2 separate regions of the Mus musculus genome follow, and region 1 is linked to region 2. Evidence: chromatin contacts called from ENCODE Hi-C or POLR2A ChIA-PET data. All regions are on one chromosome and are shown on one strand. The core of a region is the stretch at or near the end of the contact, and the rest is flanking DNA. Distances in the headings are between cores, read along the strand shown. Region 1 has its middle 10 kb from the start of Gm32684. Region 2 holds the start of Bmf (BCL2 modifying factor).

Region 1 (6,529 bases), core at 3,580-6,079, 39 kb before region 2:
GAGAGGAGGTGAGCGTATAAATGAGCTGAAAATACAAGGAGTAGGGCTCCTCAGAATGGGGTGTGACAGATGCTGGAGAACTGGAGTCAGGGTTTGAGGAAGGTCTATGCCCACAATCTCCAAAATGGCTTACCTGCTGCTACCCTCTCATTTGTCATGTTCTCTTTCACAGAATCTCTGCCTGACAGATTATACAGGACTTACTTCTTTGTTAACCAGCCTTGCTCTTGTCATTATGTAAGCTCCTGCTGGCTAGGACATTTTGTGTCTCTCTGATTTACTCCTTAAGCCTCAACCTGAAGAAGTGAGTGTGATGTACAGGAAAGGCTCAATGATATGTGCTGTATAAATAAATGAATGAATGGCTGGATGAATGAATGAATGAATGAATGAATGAATGAATGAATGGTAAGGTCTTGAGAATGACGAGTCAGTGGTTGCAGACAGGAAGACAATGAACCAAAATCTGAATGAGTACTAAAATCTGAATGAGTGGAAGTTTGGTAGAGTATACTAACACTAGAAGGGATAGTGGCTGGCTTAAGACAATCTCTAAGGAAATGCAAGACTAAGATGTAGCTCAGTGGTAGAGCACTTGCCTAGCATACAAAAGGCCTAGTTTCTACCAACAGCACCACCACCACCACCACGACCACCACTAAATAAGTAAATAGAGAGAAAAGGCAAAAGATGGACTTAAACATGGGGTGATGCTGGTTATGGTAGCATACCCCTTTAATCCCAGCACTGTTACAAGTTCAAGGTCAGCCTGCTCTAGGTGGTGAGTTCTAGGCCATTTCTAGGCCATCCAGGGCTAGATAATGAGACATTTCTGGAAAGAAAGAAAGAAAGAAAGAAAGAAAGAAAGAAAGAAAGAAAGAAAGAAAGAAAGAAAGAGGGAGGGAGGGAGGGAGGGAGGGAGGGAGGGAGGGAGGGAGGGAGGGAGGGAGGAAGAAGAGAGAGAGGGAGGAGGGAGAGAGAGAGAGAATAAGAGGCTAGAGAGATGGTTCATAAGTCAAGAACACTGATAGCTCTTCCATAGGATCTAAATTTCATTCCCTGGACCCCACACACACATGCATGCACGCGCGCGCGCGCGCGCACACACACACACACACACACACACACACACACACGAAGGATGAAAGGATTGAGACCTGTGGCACCTCAGCCTGGGGTAGTGGGGTAGGTAAGGAGAAGCAAGCGAAGCACTTTCCAGTTCTCTGCTCTCATCAAAATAGGAGCGACTGATCAAACCATCAGTGATTCTTTGATAATACTATATAGCCTGGAAGAAGTGCAAAGAATTGAATGACATCCCTGTAGTGAGACACACTGGTCTCCAACTCTGACACTGTCCCTCAAACCAAAGCAGGAGCCAGGCCTGGCAGTGCACACCTGTGACTTCAGCATTCAGTATGGCAGGAGGACCCCAAGTTTATGGTCAGTCTAAACAACATAATGAGGCCTTATAAAGGGGGTTGTCTGTAATCCACAAAGAGAATGAAAACCGATGTTGAAACATATCGGTCAGTCAAGCGATAAGCCATTATCATCATCATCCTATAACATTCACCAATTAGGAACAAAAAATGCACAATCAGTTCATTAAGGGATCCTGTTCTGGGCAGGAGAGACTGACTCATCAGGGGAAGTTGCTTCCTGCCAAGCCTGACAGCCAGAGCTCTGTCCCCAGCAGCCATGTAGTAGGAGAGTAGTGACGTCAGTGTAGTAGAGAGTGAGACTTGGACCCACACAAATCCAAGTGCGCTGTGGTGCACATACGAATCACACGAATATACACAAAAAATAATTTTTAAAAAGGAAATGATACATTGCTAATAAAAATTTACTTTTTACATTTAATATTTATCAAATTTCATAATCAATGCTGTTCTGATCAATTAAATAGTAACTATTACAATAGCTAAAATCATAAGAACATTCAGAGCTTTATAAAAAGTATTAAAGTGCTCAGGAGGTGGTGAAGCACACCTTTAATTCCAGCACGTGGGAGCAGAGGCAGGCAGATCTCTGTGAGTTCAAGGCCAGCCTGGTCTACAGAGAGAATTCCAGGACAACCAGGGCTACACAGAGAAACCCTGATGCCAAAAACCAGAAAAGAAAAGTGTTAAAGTTTTAGTCTGCCCATGGAAGATGCAGGCAAGAGAATCAGGAGTTCAAGTCCCTCCTGGGGTGGGGGTGGGGGCAGTAATGAATCCAACATCACTGCGCTTGCAGAAGACTTAAGTTTAGTTCCTGCCACACACCTGGCAGCTTATAACTGCCTGTAATTCTAACTGTAGAGGATCAGATGCCCTCTTTTGGATTCTAAGGGCACCTGTATTCACATGTGTACATTCCTGCAGACACACACACACACACCCCACACCCTCCACATACGCACACAGTTAAAAATAAAATAAAACTTTCATTATTTTTATTAAACCAAAGAAACAAAACACCCACAAATGATCATGTACACCTTTAATCTTAGCACTCAGGAGACAGAGGCAGGCAGATCTCTGAATTCAAGGCCAGCATGGTCTACAGAGCTGTTGGGTTCAAGGTGGAAGCCAAGAAAATTCGCTTTAGATTTGGAAGCTTCAAGTGAAAGCTTTATTTTCTGAGTGTTCAGGGAAGCAGCCAGCTTGGGATCGGCACCTTGTCCTCAAAGGGAGACTGTACAACATTTTTATAGGATGGGAACACAAAATGAGGAGGAGCAGCAGTGTGGGCTGTTGCGTTGACCAATCATATTTTGACATCAGGGGATAAACAAAGAAGTTAGCATTTGTCTCTGAGCTTCTCTGAGTCTCCTGGTTTCAGGGTCCTGGATTCTGCTTTTGCAGTCAGGTCCCCTTCTGAACTCTGGTCTTGAATTTAGAATGATAAGGGAACAAAGAAGTGGGCAAGCTGCATGTAGTCAATTAAGTCAAGACTAGCAGGACAGTTCTAACTTGTGTGCCTTAGTTTAGATAACGGGACAACAGCATCTTCTTCTTTATATCCTTTACTGATTAACAGACAAACATGAAGCATCTGAAGAAGCAGGATAGGAGTTGAATTCCAGGGCCCGGGAACATGAACTCAGTTTTGATCCTGCCAGCAAGGTGGAACTCATTCCTGCGATGGCTGGACTCAGGAAACTGTCTCTTAACAGAGCAACTTCCAGGGTGTCCAGGGCTACACAGAGAAACCCTGTCCTTAATTAATTAGTTAATTAATTTAAAAATTAGTTGGGAGTTTGAAGCAGGAAGATCTTCAGTTTGAGGCCAGCCTGTACTACACAGCAAGATCTTGTCTCCAGCAGACAAATAAATAAAAACATTAGTTTGTTCCACTATGGTTTTTAAATGGACATTGAATGGTGTGTGTTACATATCAAAGCAGACACTGGCTGCCAGGTTCTCAGCATTGCAAACATCTGTTACAGAGTCCTGGCTCCTCGCCGCACTTCTCACCCTAAACCTCTCCAGCCCCTGGGCTTTGCTTCCTTTCTCCCAGTTTTTCTTTTCCTATAAAATTCAGCCATTTTGACAATGCCCTCTCTTGGCTTCTTGGTTCCCCTCTTGGTCCCCGTCCCCCATGGCCCGGTCTATTCTGTGGGCCATGTTCAGTCTGAACTCTTCCCCCCCCCCCCACTTCCCCCGAGACAGGGTTTCTCTGTGTTCCCCTGGCTGTCCTGGAACTCACTCTGTAGACCAGTCTGGCCTACGAACTCAGAAATCTGCGTGCCTCTGCCTCCCAAGTGCTGGGATTAAAGGCATGCGCCACCCGAGTCTGGCTCAGTCTGGACTCTTACAGATGCTCTGGCTGTTCTCGCCATCATGTCTACAATAAAAACTTTCTCCTCGATTTTATGTAGGAGAGTGGTCATATCCTCATTTTTATTCAGTGTGAAACTACTGGGGGGAAAGAATGCTTCAATGTTTAGCCAGCACTGGCTAGTTTAAAAGAAATCCACGAGTTCAAACCTGTAATGCCAGCACTTGCGGCAGGAAGACGGCCACAAGTGAGTTGAAGGCTAGCCTGGGCTATATAGTGAGTTCCAGGTTAGCCCCAGCTAGGGAGTGAGACTCTGTCTCAAACAAAACAAACAAATGAATGAGAAATCAAGCCAGGTGGACAGCTCAGAAGGCGAAGGGTGTCTGTTGCCAAAGCTAACAAGCTGAATTTGATCCCTGGGACCCACAGGATAAAAGGAGAGAATCAAAGCCAGCAAGTTGTCCTCTAACCTGCCAGGACATAAACCACTCACATCGTACAAATAAGTAAACAGATGTAATGAAAAATTGAACCAAAAAAAAGAAAGAAAAAAGAAAGATGTTAAATTTTAGTTGTAAAGTGTCACTAATAATTTTCCTCTAAAACTTCCTGACTATTCTGTATAATAAAGGCATGTGTTCCTTAAAACGCTGCAAAGGATGACCTTGGTAACTAAACTTGGGATAAAAAGATTTAAGCGCCAACTTAAAAAGCTAAAAAGGGTACTTGAGGGAAAAATAAAAAACTTCAAGGGGCCATGAGGGTGAGTGGGGTGTATGGGTTGTGGATAGGGTGTAAGGGTCTCTAGTCTACAGAGCCTGCACCTCTGAGAAGCCCACTGAAGTGGGCTTGGAAGTGCATCTGCTTCTACCAGCAATCTTTCAAGCCACTAAAATCACAACAAAAGCCCCAACAGCAGGCCCTGCCCTGGGGCTCTGGAGGCTGCCCCACTCTGGCCTCCCCTGCCACCCCATCCTCTCCCGCCCGCCCGCCTGGCCGCCCGCACTGGCCGCCACCTCTCGTCCAGCCTGGAGTAAATAAACCACCGGGCAGGGACCCAGACAATGGGCCTTGGCGAGGAGTTAATGGGCTGGGCCTCTCGCGCTAGCCGAGTGTGACCGGAGCTGGCAGGGGGCCTGGCCTGGCGCCAGCATCGATTACGACTAGACGGAGCCAGGGCAGACTTGGCACGGACAGGCCCCACAGCTGGCAGATTCAGTCACCCTCACAGAGAGGGCACGAGGCCTCCCCTGGGCGCTCACTGTCACCCGCTGGCTGGGCTCCCGCCTCCACCAGCACTGCAGGTGGGGTGGAATTACCAGTTGCCCCTACACACACATACACCCTGGACACTGATTTTTGATCCTTCCCAAGTCTGTTCTTGATCAAGGCTCTTCTGTCACAGGCTGATCTGGGCCTCATAGACTAGGGGGATTGAAGATTGGGTTTACAGAACAGGCCATGTCCTCCCGCAGTGAGGACAGAGCTGGGCTGGAGTCTGCCAGATGAAAGGGGTTCTTTTCCTATCCCCACAAAGTCCTCCAGGACGATAGTGGGACATGTCGGGGAACAGGCCTTCTTGACTTAGATGGTGTCAGACATCAGCATCCTTAGGGCCAACCAGCAACAGTGTGTCCATACCTCCAACGGAAGTTGGCCTCTCCGAGTCTGAGCGCAGGTGTTACTCCCACAGGTTTCAGCACTCTTCGCCCTGTATTTCCCTCACTTTCCCCTCCTTTTGTGAGCTCTGGTTTCCAGAGGGGGTTTGAACCATGACTGACTGATCACTGAGGGGAGCGCTGAGCTTGAGAGGACGGAGTGGGTAGGAGAGCGAATGACCCACCAAACAAAGTGATGGTCTTGAAGCAGAAAACAACACAGGGAGGGATAAAAGTGTGGGTGAGAAATGTCCGCACGCTTGGACAGGTGGGATGGGAGGATTTGACTGTATTTACATCTGAGTGTGTGTGTGAGGCCCCTGACATGGGTGTTAGGAACCGAACCTGGGTCCTGTGGAAGAGCGGCAAGGGCTAGGGCTATCTATCACTCTGGTCCCAACACTTACTTTTTAGTGTCCTTGAAGGACCTACAAAAAGCACTTAGGTCGTTTAGGAACATAAAATGTGCTACGCATAACTTGGCTCATAAAATTGTCACCTTCGTTATGTGTTTTCAGAGATGTGAAGTCCTGTCTGAAAGTTAAAAAGGACTCCTCAGGGAATCTCTCCCACCTCCTTCCCCATCCAGTCCAGATTCACCCTTCCCCCTTACACAGGACTCTTCTCCCTGCTTAGCCTCTCACTCCACCCTAATGCAGTCAGTTCCTCAGGGCCCCGTGTACAGAAGGGTTCTGAGCTGGGTTTAATTAACACCAGCTTAAGAGCCATCTTTTTTTCCCTGGGTGCCCCAGGACAGGTAGCTGACTCAGCTCACAGCCTTGCCTAAGGCCATTGCTGATGGGCCATGGCTGCCCTTTCCCTCGTGTTGCTTGTACCTGCCTCCCCTGTGGGCGCCAACCCACAGCTTCTGCTTCCTCTACATCCCCTCTTCTGACTCTGCCGATGCGATGGTATTGGGGATGCTGTCGGGTGATGGGCGAGGGTTATTTCTCCCTCCTCAGCCCTTGGGCCGGGTGAGAAGCCTTCAGAGGAGCTACTTCATCCTGGCTGCTCCCTTCACATCCTGGCTGAGCCTGATGGTGTTTGTGCAACCTTCCCGTCAGCTCCTGGGAGAAGTTCAAAGAGCTTCAGTCTAGTTTCCT
Region 2 (6,963 bases), core at 300-2,799:
TTTTGTCATCATCAGACTGCTGGGGATTCCAGGGAGTTCCGATCCCCACTTTATTGCCTTTGAAAGACAAGCCAAGTAGTTTGTGGGGCTAAGTCTTTACAGAAATCTCAGTTAGGTTCAGAAACCTTACTTTCCCAAATGCAAGCTCTGTGAGGTTCTTACTTCAACCCTCAAGCCTTACCCCATCCCACCCCTGAGCTATCCGTAGTCCTGTGCCCTCTTCCCTGGAGAATGACTCCATGCCTGCTATTGTTCCGATAGGAAAGGGGTAACTCCAGCGTAAAGTTTCCAGATGAAAGGACCAAGAGATGTCACCTAGCAGTGCTTCTTCTGTCCTTCAACCTCTTCTTTGCAGTGTGGCTATCCCAACCAAAGTAGGGACTCTCCAGAGCCAATCACAAGCAGGAGTCATTGTCTTGGTGTTTCTTTTGAAGCCTATCACTCCCCTCCCCCTCCCAGCAAAGCCCCAAAGTTCAACCCTTGCCTAGACTGGACAGTGGGGGAGGTGCAGCCAGAGGGTGTGGCTCTGAAAACGCGGAGGACCCCCCCCCACTTTGCACAAGAACTGCAGGTGGCTCTCCAGTTAGTGTGAACCTCGGAGGGGCTCTGGGCAAAGTCAAAAGTAAACTGGGGAAGAGTGGAGACCCTCAGCTTCCCTGAGCTAAAGTGGTAAAGTCCAGACTGATAGGAAGAGGGCACTTCCTGAGAGCACCGCCAGGGAATGCTTTATTCCTAGCAAAGGTCTTAAAGTCCGCTGGAGCCATCGCAGAACTTCGGCGATCCAACTAGGATGCTCAATATAAACTCCTCCTCTTAGGAGTTAGCACTAGCCAGATACCTTGAACTCAATAGTGGCTAAGATCTCAGGACACACGCGCACGCACATGCACACACGCACACACACCTGGGTGACTCCAGGACAGCGTCTCAGCCTCCGAGTTGTGATGCCAGGGCTCTGCGCCAGGGTCCAGGGTGAAGAACACTCGGGGGGCTTGGTGCCCACACTCGATTGGGAAGAAGGGGGCAAACTCCAGCTGTTAAGAAGAGGAGCCTTCAGACTCCGCAGGGAGGCAAAATGCACCACAACTTACGGCCCCACCCCACAGTTACACCCGGAGGCCAGAGCGTCCGGGAGCTTGGCAGTGGACCCCAGGATCATTTGCTCACCTACTTTTAACTCCGAATTCCAAATGCTTCCCGAAAGCCCCTCTTGGAGCAGCAACCACAAATTTGTGCTCTGCACCTCGTTCCCACATCCCTGCACCCCAACTCCCCGTGGTCACCCCAGATGCCCGCAGTCCAAACCCTTCCCCGGGCCCCCACGCGCTGCGCGACTCCGCTCCCCACTTCCCGGAGGAGGTACGATCCAACTCCGCCTAGCCCCCCGCCGCCCGGGCGCTCACCGGGCTGCGGTGGGAGGCGGTGGCGCGGGCTGCGGCAGCGACTGCTGCAGGCGCGAGCTGGCGCGGGAGGAGGCCACGGCACACCGCGCGGTATTGTTTCCAAAATACGCCCGCTCCGGGCATCCCGCAAACAGCTGATGAGGCCCCGCCCCTCTTTGCGTCACTCCAACCACTGACCAATGGCAAGTGGAGGTCCAAGTCTCAAGCTGGGCAGCTGCCAGGGACAATCACCAATGTACAAACCTTCCCTTGGAAACATTATAAGGGGCCGGGCGCATTTCTGACCTCCGTCAGAAGCGCAATTGGAGCGCTGTAGAGGGTGAGGATTCGGTTCCTAATGCAAGCCCCAGAAACGACAGAGAGTCCCTAGGTTTTCTACTAGGTAGTGGGGGGACAAGACGCCTAAGTGACTTTTGTCTACTTGGAAATGGGCTGAGTTATTGCAGGACTTCCAAAAAGCCGGCTCAGGAGGAGACTGGGAGTTTTCAGACGCGCCTTGTAATATATAGCGGAAAAAAAAAAAAACCGAGCTGCTGGTCCCTAATAAAAAAAAAGCAAAACAAATAAAAAACCAAAACAAAAAACTGCCCTCTTTCCTGTTGGGCGTGTCTGAGGAAAGCTGGAGGAGAACACGTGTGTCTGCATCTAGAACCAAATGACATTCGGATCCATCAAGTGCAAAGAAAGGCCATGTCCTCTCTTCTAGACTGTGGAAGATCACTGTTGAAAAAAGGACTCTAGCAGAGGGGAAATCAAAGGGGTAGCTCGGACAGCCCTATCTATGGCAGCAGCAGAAGGCTGTTCTTGGACTGCTAAGAAAGCAAAACGCATCTCGTGTACTATGGCCAATCTAGGGATGACTCCACATTTTTTTGAACACCTACTATGTGCCAGGTCCTGGTCTAAGTGCTAGACTTCTGGTGCCTGACCTCAATGAACCGATACTTCACATGTGAATGATGGAAACCAGCTTGAATGGTGCTATTTTAGGGATAATAAGCAAAGATTTTTGAGTCGGGCCTTGAAGAATGGGGAATATTTCACTAAATAAAAACCAAATAAAACAGTCCTGACCCAGAGAGGTCAGGGAGCTAGAATAAAGTACTTAACATGTCTGGAAAGCAAGATCAGCTGCACGCCCCCCCCGTCCCCCCTCCCCCCCATCAAGCTCTCTGGCATCTTCACTATGATTTAGGATGTGAGGGTATGGGCAGGTAGATTCAGGTCAGATTGCAGAGGTGCCCCCTGGAATACCAGGCTGAGGAGTCTGTATTTTTTAAAAGTAATTTGTTAATTTTTATTTTATGTGCGTTAGTGTTTCGCCTGTATGTATGTCTTTGTGACAGCGTGTCATCCGGAACCAGAGTTACAGACAGCTATGAACTGCCGTGTGAGTTCTTGGAATTGAACCTGGGTCCTCTGGAAGAGCAACCAGTGCTTTTAACCACTGAGCCATCTCTTCAGCCCCAAGGAATTACTTTATAGAGGACTGGTAGCAAAGATTTTACAGAAGATGAATTTTGGGGAAAACTGAGTGGGGAGGCAGAAATCAGTGAAAGGAACAGAGCCCTGCCACAACCTAAATGAGCTGCAATAGAGACACGGGCAAAGCAGAGAAGCTGGGCTTAGTTACAGTCTCTACTTACAGTCTGCTCTAAGATACAAGCTGGCTGGATCTGGGGCTCCCAGACTCAATTGTCTTTGGCTATTTTTTGTTTTAAAATTTTTATTTATTTACTTTGGTTTCTTTCTTTCTGTTTTTCTTTTTTAATTGTTTTTAGATATATTTATTTTTACTTTATTCGTGTGGGTGTTTTGCCTTCATGCATGTGTGTGTACCAGGTGTGTGCCTGATGCCCAAGGGGACTATAAGAGGGGGTGGAATCTCCTGAAATTGGAGTTAAGGATGGGTGTGAGCCACCATGTGGGTGCTGAGAACCAAACACTAGTCCTCTGCAAGAGCAACAAGCGAACTTCACTGCAGAGCCCCCCCCCTTTTTTTTGAGATAGTGCCTTGTGTGTACCAGGCTGACCTCAAACTCTGTATGTAGACAATGATGACCTTCTGCCTCCAGCTCCCAAAAGCTGGGATTGCAGCCCTGCACCCTCCTGCCAGGCTCCTGGGCTTTTACTGTCTATTATTTTCTTTGTTCTCTCAAAACCATCTGAAAGAAGAGTGAAGCAGGCCCGCAGAGGGCTGTGCTCTGCGGTTGCTCCTGTAAGAAAATGCTAATCCCAGAGTACAGGAATGAGGGGAAAGACAAAGGGAAGGGTCAAGTAGGATTGGCCAGTAGCCCAAGCCTGCCAGGAGTTGATAGCTGTCCAACAAGAGATGCTGGAGCCAAAGGGAGGTACATTATCCTTCCAGGAGGCTTGGCCAAGTGAGAATGTCAGAGGGTCAGGGTGACCTTGGACCCATGTAGCTCAGCAAAGCATGAGGAAGCCACCTCTGCTCCTCATGCACTGAACTCCTTCCGTCCCTTCCCTTCATTCTCACCATTGGTGTTCCACTTGGGCCTGTGCCTAAGGCGGCTCAAGTGCATCTCTTGGGGGCTGTCTCAGTCACTGTTCTATTGCTGGGAAGAGACACCCTGATCATGGCAACTCTTACAACAGAAAGCATTTAACTGGGGGCTTGCCTACAGTTTCAGATGATTAGCCCATTATCATCATGGTGGACAGGATGATAGCACAGTGCTAGAAATGTAGGTAGGAGCTACATCCTGATCCACTGGCAGAGTAAGACTGGGTCTAGCATAGGCTTTTGAAACCTCAAAGCCTACTCTCAGTGACACACTTCCTCCAACAAAGCCACATCTCCTAATCCTTCTAATCATTTCAAACAGTTCTTCTCCCTGGTTACTAAGCAGTCAAATATATGAGCCTACAGGGATCATTCTTATTCAGGCCTTGGCAAATTCTCTGTGCATCAGTCTGTCTCCCCACAAAACAATAACAACAACAATAATAAACTAGACAAGTGTGGAGGCAATACCTGCTGTAATCCCAGCACTGAAGAGGTATGGTAGGAAGATTGCTGTGATTTCAAAGAATATTCCAGAACAGATTGGCTTCTGCAAGTTGTGCACATGGAGAAACTTGATGTGCAGGTTAGTGAACTTATTACTCACTAATTATGTTCTTGGGGATTCAGGTAGAAGACTCATATGCTGGAGAGACAGCATCTCAGGATTCAGAAACCCAATGTAGAAGATGGGTGTGGAGTTCAGGGTCCTGTGAACTGTGGCACCCAGCATAGGCTCAGTCTTGTTTCAGAGACTGCTCAGTACACATTTGCAGAGGGAATACAGGAGTGCACAGTTTCCCATTTCAAAAGGAACAGAAACTAGTGTTACAATGTAGGAAAAGAAAGCAGCCTGGGGGCATCTCAGTAAGTGTCTTGTCTAAATTGTGTTTGTCCTCGGGACACCTGGCTTTCCTTAGGTGCTCATCTGCAGAGGGAATCCCTCTAGGAGGCAGAGATAAGGTCAACTGACCCTGGTCCATATTTGGGACATCATAAGGTCATTGTCAGTGTGGACAGTTTACTTAAAAAAAAAATCCCAAACCAGGTATCAGAGCTGTGCTTTGGGTTCCTCTCCTACCTGAGGCCTAGACCAAGGGAAAGAAGTTGGCTTCATCTTCCCAAGGACTAGAAAGTTCCAATCAAAGTATACTTCCTTCTGCTTCACCAACACCAGAAGAGGGTGGCCTCTCTAGGACAGAAGTGCATCAGTACATCACTACACCTGTTCTTTGAGATTAGCAGAGAAATTACAGGAATCTCCAGCAGAAACCAAAGAGATGGATTGCTAGCAAGGAATCCTGATGCTGTGCTGGGGTGGGGCCAATCTCTCCTAACTTAACATCTGGGGTGGTTTAGACAAGAACGCCCTGGCATTTGGACACTTGAGCTGTCTGGGGAGGTTTTGGTGGTGCAGCCTCGCTAAGGCAGTGCTTCTCCTTTGAGACTTTGAGATTAAAATCCTGGAGCCATTCCCAGTCTTCCTCCTCCCTTTCACGCCTGCTGTTGAAGATTTGTGCTCTCAGCCCTCTGTTCCTGGCAGCATGCTACCCCACGTTCCCATACTTCTCCACCATGATGGATGGACTTTTATCCCTCTGGAAACGTTAAGTCAAGTAAACGCCTTCTGCAAGTTGCTCTTGGTCATGGTGTTTTATCACACTGACAGAAAAGTAACCAACCCAGTGTCCTTTAGATTTGAACCTGGTACTCAGGGGGGTGTAGGTTGAGAAAGCAAATTGGAACAGCTGCTTCCCACCTAACTTTTGCCCCTACTGGGCTGGAATAGGAATAAGTCTCTAGCAATGAGGAATAGATAAGAGTTTATCAAACATGTAACGACACTGAGTGTTAAGCCCCATGCCAGCATCTAGAGGTCTCCTGGGTATCCCTGAGCATACACACTGTGTGACCTTTTACACACTACACCCAGGATCAGGGGGACACTTGGAACAGGAGCAGAGTATAGCAAAAGAACTAGATAAGCAATAGAAAAAGAGCTTCTCTGGGAGGCTGGGCTTCCTCCCTGCTGGCTTTGCCTTTGCCTGTATGGAGATATCTAGAAAGATCCAATGTCCCACTTCTCCCCTGCTCCCCAAGCCCACCTGTTACTAGGGAGACTAGAAGGAGCCCCACATCAAACATCAGATCTGGCGTTCTAGAACTACAAAATGGGTCTCATCCCATCTTTGACAACCCAGGACTGAGCTATTTTACATTTAAGGAAACTAAGGTCATTCTCCAGCAGCAGGTGAATGGAACTATGATTTAAATTGTCAGCCCTATCTACTGACTTAAAGGCAGGCAAGCCCTGCCTCCACCCATGATAACCACCCCACTGTCCCTATAATAGGTGTGCCACGCCTGAAGCAGCCTAATGATGTCAATTCCAACCTGTCAGTGGCAGACACTCCCACGGTCTGCCCAACGACACCTGTGGCAGAAGCTGTTGCATCATGCACAGGAAGCAGCCCCAACTCCGGCTCTGCTCTGGGGCATATTTTCAGTTCCTACTTCCATCCTCTGTCTGCCACGCTGTTTCCTAACCCTGCCCTGACCCTGTGGGTTCAGGCTACTGTGCATAAATACCGTGTGATGGGATGGGATTTGTGTAGGACCAATAGGTCTTCCTCTGTCCTTTTCCAAGCAGGACCAGATGGGTAGAGTGGGCTCTGGCTGAAGGGACTTTCATAGCTAATAATTGTTGGGAGCCGCCCCCACATTCGCCGTCACAAGATGGCGTTGACATCCTGTGTTCTAAGTGGTAAACAAATAATCTGCGCATGTGCCAAGGGTATTTACGACTACTTGTACTCTGCTTTTCCCATGAACGTCAGCTCGGCCATGGGCTGCAGCCAATCAGGGAGTGATGCGTCCTAAGTGAAGGGTCACTCCTCCTTAAAGGGGACGGGGTTTTCCGCCACTCTCTCTCGCTGGCATCTCTCTGGCTCTGCGCGCCCGGCGCTCGCTCGCTGCCTAAAGATGTAAACAATAGAGCACGCTCTGCGCTTTGGCGCGCCGGAGCTCTGGCTCCTA

What was found. A loop is a pair of places that touch in the nucleus more often than their neighbours do. ChIA-PET counts read pairs that join two places held with the same protein, here RNA polymerase II (POLR2A).
Region 1: a map of heart shows a loop between it and region 2 (2.7-fold over the local background). The contact joins the enhancer-like site here to the promoter of Bmf in region 2. A Hi-C loop is called at or near these places in 12 of 37 maps with a recorded cell type or tissue (adrenal gland, gastrocnemius, heart and 2 more). POLR2A ChIA-PET finds 5 or more read pairs at or near these places in 2 of 5 experiments (Patski and embryonic stem cell).

The regions. Positions count from the first base shown.
Region 1 is chr2:118,505,687-118,512,215 of GRCm38, forward strand. No RefSeq gene overlaps it. Among named protein-coding and RNA genes, the nearest start is that of Gm32684, 10 kb to the left of the region's middle. Within about 2 kb of position 4,830, at least 1 of the 3 ENCODE cell types and tissues checked has a DNase peak (open chromatin) inside an H3K27ac peak, as active enhancers do; it is heart, where a contact is called at or near this core.
Region 2 is chr2:118,548,137-118,555,099 of GRCm38, forward strand. It overlaps Bmf (BCL2 modifying factor), which reads right to left and starts at 1,550. Exons shown (of 5, transcript NM_138313.4): 1 at 1,404-1,550; 2 at 905-1,034. The coding sequence starts at 1,526.